Linked DNA regions of Homo sapiens: region 2 is linked to region 1. Evidence: read pairs that join two places in POLR2A ChIA-PET (ENCODE). Cell type or tissue: A673. All regions are shown on one strand. Links, peaks and the distances in the headings refer to the core of each region. The heading gives the core; the rest is flanking DNA.

Evidence for each region. ChIA-PET counts read pairs that join two places held together with the same protein. Peaks named below come from ENCODE experiments on the same cell type or tissue, not always from the same donor. Only the 100,000 strongest peaks of a DNase experiment are listed, where the experiment ranks them.
Region 2: POLR2A ChIA-PET joins it to region 1 with 11 read pairs; 1 of 35 experiments calls an interaction of 5 or more read pairs at or near these places.

What each region holds. Positions count from the first base shown.
Region 1 is chr14:39,031,891-39,037,282 of GRCh38, forward strand. SEC23A (SEC23 homolog A, COPII component) reads right to left here. Exons shown (of 20, transcript NM_006364.4): 20 at 29-1,438. The coding sequence ends at 1,349. Among named protein-coding and RNA genes, the nearest start is that of SEC23A-AS1, 69 kb to the right of the region's middle. In A673, for the core only: CTCF peaks have their summits at 3,011 (motif pointing left) and 3,214; a DNase peak (open chromatin) is centred at 2,991.
Region 2 is chr14:38,523,934-38,529,325 of GRCh38, forward strand. No RefSeq gene overlaps it. Among named protein-coding and RNA genes, the nearest start is that of CLEC14A, 270 kb to the left of the region's middle. In A673, for the core only: no CTCF peak of the experiment used is centred there; DNase peaks (open chromatin) are centred at 3,078, 3,378 and 3,738; H3K27ac peaks cover 3,918 bases.

The sequences.
Region 1 (5,392 bases), core at 183-5,182:
TTTTACTAGATTTCAAAATAGCCAGAAAAACAGTGAAAAGTATATTTTATTGGCATTTAGGCCTAGCGTAGTTCAATTCAAATAAAATATAACAAAGCAACTTATTTAAGCTAATTGAATATAACACATAAACAATTTTTTCTTAAGTTTCTGCTTTACCATCATATGATTGTGTTCATGCAAGTACAATCATTAAAACTGTCCTCCTAAGCATATATCATAGCACCACCTTTTATTTGCAGTACTTGATATGTAAATTTCATTGTCAAAACATATCTGGCTTTATCAATGTAAACATATTTGCTACAAGTAAACTTTAAAGGTAAAAGTGAATACTAATGAATAAATCAAAATAGAACTGAGCATCACATGATATAATTAAGCAAACATTATATAATACTGTTTCAATAAGAACCACAACTTAATACATTTCACAAAAAGGAAGGAAAAACAAAAAGTAATGTGTAAACTGCCAAAATAGTGTTAAAATACTGAAGGATATAATGCAAAATTTACCTCTGAAAAACAAGGGGAAAACAACAAAACCATGCTGTGAAAACTAAATTTGGTTTAGTAGTTACAACCGTCATTTTACTGCAAAGGCTTACTAAAATGCACTCCAACAAAACCATTTATTTTCTATCTCCCCTTTTAAAAAAACTACTGCGTTTAGTCACATAAGTTGGATATTTTGTGGAAATTTCACATTTTTTGTCAGCTGCGGGATTGTTACCCAAAAAAACCTTTCATCTCTAAACTATCTTTCCAAATAACCAAAAACATTATCATCATGAAAATTACCATTATAAAATCAAATAATTCCTAAACAAATCATAAAAATAAATCTGCCTTAACCTAGTAAGTACAGAAAAAGTGTATACATAAGTGCTGAAAATTACAGAAAAATATTCAATGAATAAGCAAAAATGTTCACATTTATCATTACTATTGTTTTTTTGCTTTCTGGCTAAAATTAAGGAACAAGTTTTTAAAAGGTGAGCAAGAAAATTCAGTGCCACTTTGGGTCTGTCTGCAATATACAAATGAGTTACATCTGTAGTACGAGGCAGACTCTATTTTTTATTAAACATAATTAAGTTATAAAGACTTCAAATTTCTAGAACCAGCTATAACACTGTGGTAAGCAAAATAAATTTGTTCTTATTGCTCTCATTATAATTCCAGCTTAATCTACAAATGTGAACATTTTCCATATGTTGTCTCAAACCATACTAATACAAAAAATATAGAGCAATATCTGTTGGTTTCCACAGATAAATGGAAAAAGGAAAAAATGAAATTTGAATATTATTTCATCTTCTTAAGTGTCTTTAACATTATTAGCACTTCAAGCAGCACTGGACACAGCAAGTTTCTTCAAGTGATCCATAAACACTTGTAAACTAACATCATCTGTAAGAATAGGTGCTCCAGACTCCTAGAGGAAAAAAGATATTTGTTATGATTAAAGCATAGGGTGATATCATGGAATTTATACACAAATGTTTAAAATAGACAAGGAAATCATTTGAAATGCCTATGGTCCTATTAAATAAAAAGAATCTAACTGGCCTCCGTCCCTGGTTGCTGGGAGGGAGACTCTACATCCTTAGAATTCCCTGATAATAGGAGTGTCTTTATTCATAGGCTGATGGGATCACATAGGAGTTTATGCTATGAGATGAGATGAATCAGGATGGCGGCTAGTCACCACGAAGACTAACAATGGAATTAGAGGCTTGGTGCTTTTAAAAGAAAGCCTGACCTCCAGACCCTTTCTCCCTGGCATTTTAAGAGAAATCCCAGCTGGAAGGAAGCAAACTCATAATATCATTTTTTAAATAAACTATGCTTCTCAAGTTTTCAGGTCGTTTTAATTGATTTCTGTAGGTTCCAAGTAATTAACAAGAGTTAGGGAAAATTCCTATTATCCATTTTAATAAAAACTGTATTGACAGAATGATCTTGGTAACCCAATCCATTAACAATGAAATTTTACTTCAGCAAGAGAAGGTATTTCTAGAAGATTTTTAATCTGAATTTTACATTTTTCTTCTTATACTCAAGTTCTTATTAATTATAAATATTCAAAGTCTAAAACAGGGAAATTAAGTAATTTCAGCAAATTATTGGCAAATGTGAGATGAGAACTTATAGCTCCTGTGATTCTAGTCTGGCATAGCCACAAACATGCCATAACCTCTCCTGAATAAAGGGAAATCAATTTTATCATATGTTTATTCAAAAGAACTTGAAAGATTTGATAATGAAGGGAGGCAATCCCTTACTGGGATTAAGGGCATAGAGTCTGGATCCAGAATGCCTAGGCTCAAATTCTGGCTCTGCCACTTCCTACCCATATGACTGAATAAGTTATTTAAACTATGTCTTAGTTTCCCCATGTGTAAAACAAGGATAATAACAGGACCTATCTTACACAAGTTGTTGTAATGATTAAATGAGTTAAATTCTATAAAGCAAACAGAACAGTACCTAGTACACACAGTAGACATACATGTTTTAGCTATTTCTATTGTTCCTCCTGTTCAAAAATCTATAACAATGAAATACTTTTCTTTATTCTATATGCATAGCTAACACAGAAAAGCACAAGTCTCAAAACTGTAACCTAAACCAGTAACAACCTCATGGCTCTTACTTTTTTCTTCCTGTAACTATGCCTGATTTTATTTTCATTTTACAATGTTTTCCATCTCAAGTCACCCAATCTCAGAGCCATTTCTCCTAGTCAAGACAAAATATAAGGATTTCCTAATTTATATACCACAGAGCTCCTGCTTGAAATGATAAATACCAATGCTCATTCGATTTTATAAAAAATTAGCAGTTAGCTGATCTCAACTTTTCAAATGGACCCTTTTTCTATTTAAAATATATCCAGGATTAGGCAGAAAGGTACAAGCTTTACATTATTTAGTATATGAGGCACTACAGCAACAGAGGCCTCCAGCACTGTCACAGAAGTGTTGCAGTGGTGCCCTCTTACGGCCGTTCATGGATAATACTTATCATAGGGTCCTTGATTTCTGACCCCCAAAAAATCCTGTAAGCTATTAGAGTCCATTAATTTTTAGTAAAATTCTTGGTTACTGTTATTTCCTTTAAATGCAATCATCAAATTAACTTGATTAAAAATTCAGAGTCTGGAGTTAGACCTTGGTTAAAATCTAGACCCTGCCACAGTTTAGCTACATGATCTTGCATAAAATACTTAATCTATATGAGCCTCAATTTCCTCTCATGAAATATAGGATTACTAGTATCCACCTTATAAAAGTTAATTAAATGAGAGTACACTAAAAGCATAGTGACTAAAACAGTAGATTCAGTGTATTAGATATTATGATTATTAAAATATTGACATCATTACTCATAAAAATCTTAAGAAAGACCTGAGCACTCTTATTTATGCCTGTAATGCCCCTACTTCCAGGCAGTAACAATTACACTTCAGAGTTTAAAATAGGTTTCCTTTCCCATGTTAAATATAAGAAGTGACTTTTTTTTCCATTGATAATAGTGAAAACTAATAGCTAACATTTACTGAGTATTACTGTCCATTTCAAGCATGTTTTATTAAACTCTATAGACAAGGAAGTGAAAACAAAGAGAAGTCAAGTAACTTGCAGAGTCTGCATTTTCCATTACCAGCCTTCCACCCTTCCAAGATTACTTTTTATAACCTCCCCAACTTTTAGAACTTTTGGACCTGGGATTCAATTTATTTACCTATATTACAAAAACTCTTAACTCCTAGCCACCTCCACAGATTTCCAATATTCTAATCTCTGCTCTCTCCTGTCCAGATCTATTGTATTCAATATATGCTATGTTTAAGGTCCTATGGAAAATCAAAAATGAAAATGACAGTTATTGCCTCAAGTAATTAATAATCTAACAGGAGCAATGCCATAAAAAATGGAGGCGGGAAAAGGGATGACAGGACAGGGATATTACACAAATTCAATCATGCAATTGTAGGACGGTGCTATGGTTTGAATATCTGTCCCTTCCAAAACTCATTTTGAAAATCCCCAATGTGGCAGTATAAAGGTGGGGCCTTTAAGAGGTGACTGGGTCATAAGGGTTCCGCCCTCATGAAACAATTAAAATCTATTCATGGATACTCCCAGGCACAGTGGCTCACACCTGTAATCCCAGCACTTTGGGAGGCAGAGGTGGGCAGATCACGAGATCAGAAGATCGAGACCATCCTGGCCAACATGGTGAAACTCCATCTCTACTAAAAATACCAAAAAAATTAGCTGAGTATGGTGGTGTGTGCCTGTAGTCCCAGCTACTCAGGAGGCTGAGGCAGGAGAATCGCTTGAACCCAGGAGGCAGAGGTTGCAGCGAGTCGAGATCGCGTCACTACACTCCAGCCTGGCAACAGAGCAAGACTCCGTCTCAAAAAAAAAAAAAAAAAAAAAAAAAGAACATTATGGAAGCATGCTCTAGATATTTTTAGTAAATAAAATAGGCCCTCACCACTGCTGCAAAAGCGTTTTATTAATCTTCAGTTGATTTTTGTATTCTTTAGAACTGTTTTTAATCTTTTCTAGTTTTTTTGGCCCCTAACTCCAGCCTTTTTCACTCCTAAATAATCTCATATTATTGAAAAGAAACAGGCAATTATCCAATGTGAGTTTTCACTCCACCTAAAAACCTTTCTGTCTTCACCCTTCTTACCTTTTGCTTTTGCAGAAATAAGTGCCCTGCCTCCTTACCAATGCTTAACGTCCATATACTGCTTATGATCATATTGTCTCCTGAGGATCTTAAATATCTGTTCTTTTGTGTCTTTCCTATGCTTGGTCTCCAAATAAGTTCTGTGCCCTTACCGTAATAACAATCATCTGCCTATCCTACTGCTTATCCTCAGGTTAAATTTGCAAAAGAATCATTTATACTTTCGACCTCCGCTTCTTTCTCACCCACTAATTCCTTATAAATTTATCTTCTTACTCAACCACCATACTAAAGCCGCTTACACAATGCCACGAATAACCTCCTAGCCATCAAATCCAAGCACCTTTTCTCACTCTGTATCCCTCTTCAACTGTCTGCGGCATGTCAGTTTGTTACCTCCTTCTTCTTCCTTCTATAAAGTCACCTTTTATGACATACTATTCTTTTCATTCTGCCTCTCTGATAATTCACTAAACACTCCTACCACTTGTACTCCCCTGAAGTTTTTGTCTCATCTCTCCTTTACCTCTTTACTCTCTCTTCAGACAAGCATTTACTGTGATGACTTTATCACCTTTCTCATTCTTGCCCTGACCATCAAACCCAAATTGCCAACAGCCCACTCAACATGGCCATAATCAATATGGTCATCTTATTGTGGCTCAATAAGGCCTTCTAGATA
Region 2 (5,392 bases), core at 322-5,321, 510 kb before region 1:
TTTGAAAATTAAAAATGTGTATGTATGAAATACCAATCAGAGGAAAGTCTTCAAATTAATTCTAAGCATTTTTAGGACTTTATTAATATTGTAGAATGCATTCATCTGTTTCTGGTACATTTTGCATAATTTGTGTTTCTGTTCATCCCTTCAATTACTTTGTGAAATCAATTGCTTTTAGTTCATGCTATTGAGCCCACGAGACAAATACAGAACAGTGTGAAGGTAATGATGGTTATATTGATGACAAAAAAGAGCCAAACACTCAAATGGCTTGTATCTTTGTGGTTTTTTATTTAGGTACAAAATTAAAATTTCAATTGATGCTTGAGGCTTTAGCCCAACACTTCTTATCCTGTCTCTCAGTAAGATGAGATCTGGCACAACTGATTCAATTAGGTACTTGAAATGCTGCAGAAATGGCCTTAAGGATGCTATTGCTGCTATTGTACACAATTATTTCCTCAGTAATTATCATTATATTTTCATAGAATTTTAAGTAGTAGTTATTCTTGCATATTTTGTAGTTTTGCTTATATTACAAGTTTAACAGGAGAAATACACTATCACAGATTGATCAATACTTGAATATTCATGACAAAAACACATACATTCCTATTAAGAAAAGTCTAAATAGTCCTTTCTAACTCTGTAATTAAAAAAGAGAAAAGCAATGAATCAATTATTTTCATTTATTTGAACCAACATGGGCAACTGCCTACAGAAAAACCATTTATAAATTATTTTGTAAAGTGCTTTAGCATGTATTTGAACTTTCTAAGAAAGAAAGAATGCATCATTGCCTCTTCCCTAAATAAGTAATTATTTCAAGGGAAGAGATTCACACTGAAAATATTTAGGTCAAAATGACCTGTCCTTTCCTAGTCTGATTCAACTAGCACAGAGTCTATATCCTTACCCCACAGCATCTGCCTGCATTGCCACTCTGAGCATCGAGCATCAGGAGTTAACATCAACCTAAGATTTTCAAGGTTGGAGGTAGCCTTGCAAAGACATTGAGTCCATTGGTTCTCAAATGAGTCTGTTTACATAATCATTTTAAGGGTTTTCTGTGAAATAAATAAAATAGAGACAAAATAATATATTTCATAAAGTTAATTGTATTCAGTTTGAAGTCATGTGCTTTAATCTTAGAAAATATCCTTTTAACTTTTTTGGTATTAAAAATATCCTCTGTTATTGAAAGGTAATAAAAAATTAGGTGCCTTTTTTCTTGTTAATGTTCTTACTGAAAAAATTGATGACTCAGCATTGATTTTCTTGGAAAACTGACTGCTTCTGAATATCTAAAGTCTAAGACCAAGTAAACAAAGAGAGCTTGTTTTTTGCATAAGCTTGGAGCAGCTGGTGAGAAAGAAGTACTTGTGGGGTATGGTAGCCTGTGAGCAGCTTTGAAGCAAATGGATAGTGTAAACCAAATATTATCTGAGACAGGTCTCAATCAATTTAGAAGTTCATTTTGCCAAGGCTAAGGACATGGCTGTGACACAAACTCAGGAGGTGCTGACAACACGTGCCCAAGGTGGTCAGACTACAGCTTGTTTTTTTTCACTTTAGGGAAACATAAGACATCTATCGATACATGAAAGATTATGTTGACTTGTTTCAGATAGGTAGGACAATTCAAAGCAGAGGCTTCCAAATCATAGGTGAATTCAAAGATTTTAGTTTATCTGAAGACCTGGAATCTATAGAAGGGAGTATTTGGATTAAGATAGGGGTTGTGGAGACCAAGGTTCTTATTATGCAGATGAAGCCTCCAGGTAGCAGGCTTCAGAGATAATAGATTGTAAATGTTTCTTATCAGATTTTAAAAAGTGCCAGACTCTTAGTTAATTCTCTCCTGCATCGGGAAAAGACGTTGGAAAGGAATGGGGGTTCTCTACAGAATGTAGATTTTTCCCCACAAGAGACAGCTTTGTTAGGCTATTTCAAAATATGTCAAAGAAATTTATTTCGGGTAAAATACTTCCATTTCTTTAAGGGCCTGCTATCTGTCAAGTGATGCTATACTAGAGTCAGGCTGGAATTGCTACAAAAAGTCTATTTCATCAGTCTTAATATCTGTTTTGATGTTAATGCTGGTCAGCTGTGCCTGAATTCCAAAGGGAGGAGGGTATAATGAGGCATGTCCAACCTCCACTTCTCATCAGGGTCTTAACTAGTTTTTCAGGTTAACTATGGAATGCCTTTAGCCATAAGGAGCGGTCATTCAGTTAGTTGGGGGGCCTAGAATTCTATTTTTGGTTTACAATAGGATTGAAAAAATCTGTGTAATCTTAGAGAAATTATTTAACCTAGTTGGGTAATTAATTTCTTTGCTTATACCTGCTGAACTAATGTTACCTTTATCTCAGGTTGTTGTAAAAGTTAGACAAAGTAATGAGTGGTTAGTTAACTCTTTAATCTCTCAATGCAAATGTCACCATCTCAGAAAAACCTCATTTGTTCCACCCTATCTAATGTGCAGTCTCTTTTCACCTACCTACCTGACCATTCTCTATTCCATATAAGGGTACTTATCACCATGGATTTATTTTTATTTCTTTGTTTACTGTTGTTGTTCATTGTCAGTTTTCCCAACCAGAATATAAGAGTCACAAGAGCAGGGACCTTGTCTATCCTATTCCCACTGAACCTCCTGCAAGGAAAATATTGGCAAAAACATCTCAGTACCCAATAAATATTTATTAAATATGAATGAATATAAAGTGTTTGACACAAAAAGACTCAATAAATGTTAGTTCCCTTCTTTCTGACTGAGGGAAAATCTGTCTCCCTAAAATGTTACATAGGCCTTCATCCTCCAAGGCCATGTCTCCTTCTCCAAACATACATTCCCCAGTAAGAAGTAATTCTTTAGGTAACTGTTATTTGATAAGGTCATCTTTATTTCAGAGTTTGCTACAATTAAAAATGATGATGTGATGACAACCTCAAGTTGGGCATTAGATGCAGATTTAGTTTACTGAATAAAAAGAATGCCTAATCTGGGGGATTCATACAGATTGCCAAGGAAATGTCATTTAAAGCCTTCCATTTTAAGACTATGTGCAGTACCTGGTAATTGCTTGTATTAATTTGCATTTCAATCAGTATTGAAAAAAATCTCACTAGGCAGTGGCCTTTAGCTAAATTGTCTTATTCTGTTAAAGCCAACATTAATGAATAAAATGTTTAACTTATCACAAACACACCAAATGCTAGTATTAGAAAAGGGAAAGAAGGAGAGAAGGAAGGAAGGAAGGAAGGAAGGAAGGAAGGAAGGAAGGAAGGAAGGAAGGAAGGAAGGAAGGAAGAGGGTGGGAGAGGTGGGAAGGAGGGAGAGAGTGGGGGAGGGAGGATACTACTGAGCAAAAAGCAAAATCACAAATAAGAAAGTCAAAGGCTTCAGAGTCAGTCTCTACACATCAACACATCAGAAACGAAGGCCTCAAGGAAGGCTTTTATACATCTGAGATGCCAGAAATGGTCTTTTCTGAGGAGGCTGAGGCACTAGCCCAACAGAGAAGTGTTTTTCATTGTCTTTCTTTCTTTTTAAACTCATTTACTACTTAGATTAAAGAATAGTGTTTTCCAACCATAATGCAAACATAGATATCTGGGACAAGAATACAAGAGTCTGAGTCAGACAATCCCTGTCTTAGTCTTGATTGTCATCTATCACTCACTCCAAGTACTCACTTAGTGTCTTGTATATCAGAGACTGGCAGCCATTAAAACTCAATTTGTCAAAGCTCCAGCTCTTTTCCCTTGACAGGAAGAGTGTCCAATGCAGCTGTGGGAAGTGGTGGGAAAATGGACCAGGTAGTTGGTGGAAACACAAGCCAAGACTTAGTATGTCTATGTCTGTTTAGCACAGAACTAGAAGATATAAAAGATATTTAGACTTCCAGTTTGGGGTCCAATATGTAAAATGTTTGTAAATTATCATTTCCATCCTTATGACAAGAAAATGATGGGGGAAAAAAAAACAAAACAGAAATTCAGTGACTTTTCTTGGACCCACTGGATAACTGAGGTCACAGGAGATCTAGGCAGATCCAGAGAGATGCAAGTGAGAGCTGCTCACCTGGACCAGAAGCCACTGGGGCCATAAACTGGTAGGAAAACTTAAATGGTAATTTTGATATATTTCTGGAGGATGAGTGTGGACTAGCTTGAGAGTGAGAATATCCTGGGGACTGCAAGTCTTAAAGAGCCCTTTCATGGGTTCTGCCTCTAGGAATGCTACCAGGTTCTCATGGTCAAGAGCCAAGAAAGATCACCTTCTGGCTATAGCAAGGGGAAGGGAAGAGTAACCATTGCAAAATACGCCTACACGTTCTATATAACAAAGACCTACTCACCAGAGGGAAAGACTTTGCCAGAGGCTTATCTCATCTAGAATAAGGGCATTTTCTCCCACTACAGCACCCTCTAGCATTTATCTCACTTAAGGGAGTGGGTAGTGGGTGAGCTAAGAAACCCTCGAGAAGGTCACAGTCCAGAGATACCTGCCCACTAAAAGATTGAGATTTAAAGATAAGATAATGGCAAACTTCCTCTCCCCCATAATTTACCACCACAATGAAAGGGCTCCAGTAAAGCAACAGGGGATTCAGCTGAAAGAGGTGCAAGAATCAGACTCTTTTTAAGGAGTAATTTTTAGGAAAAACAAAAGACAACAGGAGAGACAAAAACAAGGATGCCAGAAAAGTTGAAGCCTCTGGTACCTACAGCTACAACAAATATCAACACAGTTCAATTACTAGCCAAATTGGCAGAAAAAACTCATACTAAAGGTTCATTTCCCTTAGTTCCCATTACCCAATATATCATGGCCAGATTTCAACAACCACATTACAAGGTGTGCTAAAACACACACACACACACAAAAACATGCTGTGAAGAAACAAAGCAAACATCAGAATCAGATTCAAATGTGAAACAGATGTTGGTACTATCAGGCCTGAAATTTTAAATAATTATGATTATGATTAATATGCTTAGATCTCTAACAGGTAAAAGTAGACAACATGCAAGAACAGAAGTGATATATAAGCAGAGAGATGAAAACATTAAGACAAATAAAAAGGAAACACTAGAAATTGAAAACACTGTAACAAAAGTTAAAGAATGCCTTCAATGGGCTCATCAGCAGATTGGACATGGCTAAACAATCAGTGAGACTAAAGACACATCAATAGAAACTCCAAAACTGAGAAGCAAAGAGAAAGGAGAATTTAAAAAGAAAATAGAATACAACACTCAAGAACTGTCAGATAGTTTTAAAAGGTATAACTTACACATAATTGAAACACCAGAAGGAAAAGAAGGAGAAAACAGAGCAGGAGAAATATTTGGAGTAATAATGGCTGAGAATTGTCCA